Regions from separate parts of the Homo sapiens genome. Here region 1 is linked to region 2. The links are chromatin loops, found by intact Hi-C in ENCODE. Cell type or tissue: OCI-LY7. All regions are shown on one strand.

What was found. A loop is a pair of places that touch in the nucleus more often than their neighbours do. Peaks named below come from ENCODE experiments on the same cell type or tissue, not always from the same donor. Only the 100,000 strongest peaks of a DNase experiment are listed, where the experiment ranks them.
Region 1: it touches region 2 in a loop (2.2-fold over the local background); 5 of 110 quality-filtered maps call a loop at or near these places.

Annotation. Positions count from the first base shown.
Region 1 is chr3:67,897,528-67,900,027 of GRCh38, reverse strand. The region is part of intron 6 of SUCLG2-DT (SUCLG2 divergent transcript); the gene reads right to left. Among named protein-coding and RNA genes, the nearest start is that of TAFA1, 110 kb to the left of the region's middle. In OCI-LY7, a CTCF peak has its summit at 966; DNase peaks (open chromatin) are centred at 927 and 1,897; H3K4me3 peaks cover 1,734 bases; H3K27ac peaks cover 2,500 bases.
Region 2 is chr3:68,011,378-68,013,877 of GRCh38, reverse strand. All of the region lies in intron 2 of TAFA1 (TAFA chemokine like family member 1), which reads right to left. Among named protein-coding and RNA genes, the nearest start is that of TAFA1, 8.4 kb to the right of the region's middle. In OCI-LY7, no CTCF peak of the experiment used is centred here; no DNase peak of the experiment used is centred here.

The sequences.
Region 1 (2,500 bases), 110 kb after region 2:
CAAAACAATAAACAATAAAAAAGCTTGCCTACTTAGAAATCAGGAGAAGTGTTGATCAAGAACAAGGTGCAAAAAGACGGCTGGTCGCGGTGGCTCACGCCCGTAATCCCAGAACTTTGGGAGACCAAGGCGAGTAGCTCACTTGAGGTCTTAAGGTCAGGACTTCGAGGCCAGTCTGGCCAACATGGTGAAACCACATCTCTACCAAAAATACAAAAAGTAACCCTGTGTAGTGGGGGGCACCTGTAATCCCAGCTACTCGGGAGGCTCTGGCGGGAGAATCGCTTGAACCTGGGAGGCAGAGTTGCAGTGAGCCAAGATTGTGCCGTTGCACTCTAGCCTGTGTGACAAGAGCAAAACTCTGTCTCAAAAAATAAAAAAATAAAAAGTGCAAAAAGAACACAAGATCCAGACACTTTCCATTATGGAAGAGAAAATATGGCACATGAAGAAAAATATTCCTGTGTAAATGTTCCATATGCGTACTACTATCTAAAGTTATATACAAAGCATTATTAACGGTAGTTTTCCTAGTGAGGGGAACAATTAACTTCCCATACTGTTTATTACATTTGTAACATTTACAATATTTTACTATTATTTAAGACAAATAGAAAAGTGCTATGGTGAATTGTTCTGCAAAAGTACAAATCCTGGTCTATTTTTAGACCTTTTGCTCCAGGCCTGAAAATATTCTCAGAGTTTCTTAGTTTAGTATTTTGGGGGCATGATTTTGAAGCATTCTGAGACATTATGCTGCATATTAGTTTCTTTAACAATAATATTTGCATATCAAATATTAAATTCTTGAACTTTTTGTTAATGCTTCAAATATTTCAGGATTGTGTTATACTTCCCCTTTTCAAAGGAAACCACTCTTTGCATCTGCTGCAGTTAGAGCAAGAAAGATCCTTCTCTCCAAATTGCCGTTTTTATTTTTTACTGTTGTGTTACAGCACAACCTTCTGTGTACAGCATACAAATGATAGGTGGTAAAGATATTGTGGGTTTGCATGCATAATAAATATGGTTCCATTTGAGTAGTTGGTGAGTATTTCATAATGCAACAGTGGAAAATGAGGCAATTTGAATATTTTGGGAGGCTTCAATATATATTTACTGTGCATGCATATACATATTTACATACAATTTTCAACACTCTTATTTATAAGCAAATAGCCAAACAGACAATTATTTGTATGTGGGCCCATATGACACAGTCAATGGTTTGGAAAATATAGGCTAGTTAACTAACTCATTATTGTAAAATAGAAAATGCAAGTAAGGTATATCAGCTATTTGAAACATAAGCCACTGAAGTTAGAGTAGCTCTCTTGGAATCAAATTTAGGAGCGATGTTTAGATGTAAGTCCTCTCATTTTTGTAATATTTAAGAGAACATGGAAATATGGAACATTTGAAAAAGCCATTTAGAGTAAAATGTGGCTCAATATCTTTCTATAAAATAAGCTGGCAAATCAAAACCAACGTATTCCTTATGATTTTACATTTTCATTTCACAGAATGTTATGTTGGTTGGGCCGCAGCTTCTAACACAGTTAGTCGTTTGAATCACAAATGGTAATACCTGTAGAGAGTGGTAAAATAAACCTAATGAGCTCTTACATTGGTGTCAGAGTCTCTGCGGAAGTCAACTAGTTGATATTACTCAAAAGAAGTAGACAGAGGAGGCAGACACATAGGAACGAGTTGACTTAGAGAGTTAAGGCATCACAGGCACGTGAGGGATGCAACCAGCGCTCCATCAATGCCCATCCTGCTAAAACAGTGCATGAAAATGACTGATCTACGATTTGCATCCTCTTTCAGTCCATCAACTGAACATTATTAAAACCAGTCAGCCAAAACCCATTAGAACAGCACTCACGTATGAAACAATGCCCAGGTCTGCTTGTTCTCCATTTTTATGCACTGCTACAGGACTATAAATATTCATCGTAATGTAACTGAAAATTATTGAAGTGAGAAAAAAGAGAAACAGGGAAGCCATTTGCTTCAATTCATAAACAGCATCTGTTGGGAAGTTATTCATAGATTGCTTCAGGGCCTGCTGAGCAGCGAGCCCACGGAAAAGGATGCCATTGCAAGCAAATTGGCGCAAACTGTATAGAGATGCCATTAGACATGATTCACTGACAGCCAGGGAGAATGATCAGGCACTGGGTTGTTTTACGTGTTCTTTTATCACTGGGACACAGAACTACCCTCCAGCCAAAGTCTCACACAGTTCATATTAGACGAGCAACCTTCTAAGCATATTAAGGCCTAACTAGTGGCTAGGGAGAGTTAGGGAAACCGCCACACTCCAGGTGATAGAACTTGTTCATCTGCCCACACCTTAGGCACGCTTCAAATCCTGCCTGCACAACCTGGCAGATGTGACTGTCCCTGGTAATACATTGTCCATCAAAAATTAACAGTTAAAGAAAAAACTTTTGAGGAGGTTGAAGCTAAATCAGCGGTGCATTAGCCCTGAACA
Region 2 (2,500 bases):
CATTCCTATCCATTTTCTTGGAGAAACCCTGTGATAATATCATTTTTCTTTTCTTTTTTGGACCTTTATTATATGAAGTTGGGAAAAGAGAAAGAAATAATGGGCCAACAGAGTTCCCTAAGTGCTTTGAGGGTATTATCTTTGGGGAATTCAATTAGGTTATACAAATTTTAAACAAAATTCATCTTCTCTTTATTCCCAAAGAAAGGAAAAAGTGCTTGTCTGGTGTTATTTTCTCTCTGCTACAAAGGCAAAGTGACTTTTTCTCTTGATATCAAAAGATTTGGAAAGTAAAAGTCCTTTCCCTATTTGCCAAGTGAAGCCTCTTCAGTCCCTCAAGACAACTCCTATAGTCTTTTCTAAACTTATAGAGGAGAAAAATCCCCAAACCTGTGACTGAAAACCTTAGGGATTTAATTTTTCACTACATTTGTAAGTATAGTCTTTGAATTATTTTGAATGGAGTAGCTGTCAAAATTGAATAGAGTCAAATATCTACATAAAGATACACACATAATACATGTATGTTATACTGACAAAATAATGTTTATGACACTCTCCATTTGAGAAATCTCGAAATTATAAACACACACACAAAAATGCACATACATCCATATGTACACACACACTCACACACAAGTAGTAACAACTAAGGAACAGTTTAAGATTCCACCAAAATCTTCATTCCTCGTTTCCTTAGTAATTAAACAAGTATTTTCTGAGAACCTAGTATGTGTCAACTCAGTAGAAGTGAGAGATAAAAGGATGAACAGAGGATTCCAGAATTATCTTGGCCCATGCTTCTCAATGCATGTAATCTGAATAGGTATGGTAGATGCTGTCGAAAAAAAAAGTGTCTGGAAAATTTTAGTTAAACAAAATCAGATTTCTTACACGCAAATCTTTCCAGAACTTTCATATACTTACAAGCACTGCAAATCTCCAGGAGGAGAACATAACAAACAGTGGACACTTTTGTCCAAGGAGTATCTTCAGAAGACAGTGTTTCATGAAGTATAATTCTGAAATGCTGGCCTAGACATTTTACTGGATTAAGACCCTTAAAAGGAAAAGGGCCTCATGATATTTTCCTACTTATTCTCCCTTCTTTTTTCTTAAACTGGAAACGTGGTTTGGTATCTTTCTAATTTTACCATTGAAACTCTCTCACTAATATTTTAAGCTTTTTGATAAAAAGCAATATATGTTCATTCCAAAAATGAATCCAAAAAATAAAAATTATAGGAAGTTAAAAGTTCAAGTCATTCTAGTCCTCTCACCAGATTTAACTACCACTGTAGAAAGGATGTTTATATCCTTTTTGACATTTTTATGTATGTGCAAATATGATTCTTTTCTCCAAAATTATTTTGAAGCAGAGTATTCTGTTCCTTGTTTTCTCCACTCAGCAATGTAACATGGGCATTTTTCCTCGTGGGTAGATAGACATATTCTCATCCCTTTTAATGTCTACATCAAATCCCATTGTGTGGATGTGCTATGATTTATTTTACCAATCCCCTTTTGACGGAGATGAAACTCCTCTTCAATTTTTTGCCATTAAAACCATTGTTGCAATAACTATAGCTTAACATACATCTTTTCACATTTGTCTAATAATTTTCTTAGTATAAGCACCTGGAAATGGAAGTGTCAGGATTTGCACATTTTACATCTTGGGAGATGTTACTAAATTGTTATCAAAAATGGCATGCCGATTTATCCAGTTAAGCTTTGATACTTTCGCAGAAAGTTTAAAATTGAAAGAATGTTTAAAAGAGTTCAAATTGTCTTCTTAAGTAAACTTTAAGAAATTAACAATTAAAGGCTAAACTTCATTTTTGCCATTTCTAAATATTTTTGTTTGCAGTGTGGTATAACATCTATTTTCCCTAACTAGGAGTTGAAACCATAGGTTTGAGCTTACGTAAGTAAGAGTTTTTATAGCATTGTAATAATTTTCTTATAAGTTCATAAGATCAGCAGGAAATATTTATTTGCATCTGTATTTGGCTTTGATATTATAGGGTCTGATCAAATATCAATAGCTGCACCCTGACTCTGCGATGAGGTCAATAGGATCAATCAGATGATCGATGGATTATCACTAAGCACCAGCTTGCACCGAATAACAACCTGTCTGCTCCAATCCTTAGGCCAATTCGCTATATTTAGCAGCCTAGCACTGGTACGCATTCTTAAAGAGCCAATATGCGACCATAGTTGTACCCACTATTTCTTTTATATTACAGTTATAAAACAACCCTTTATTGTAATGTACTCTGGTATTCTACTGCATATTCTCTGAGCAGCTTTCAATAAAGTAATATTGAATAGTAAGGTAAAAATAAGTATAAGGCATACAAAAATGCTTTTTAATATTTTAACAAAAATATCCTACTTTAAAATGGAAGGTGATGTTCAGTATGTAATAATCAAGGCAAAAATGAATATATCTAACACACATAGTTTGCTTAATATAGCTTTAAATCAGGTCAAG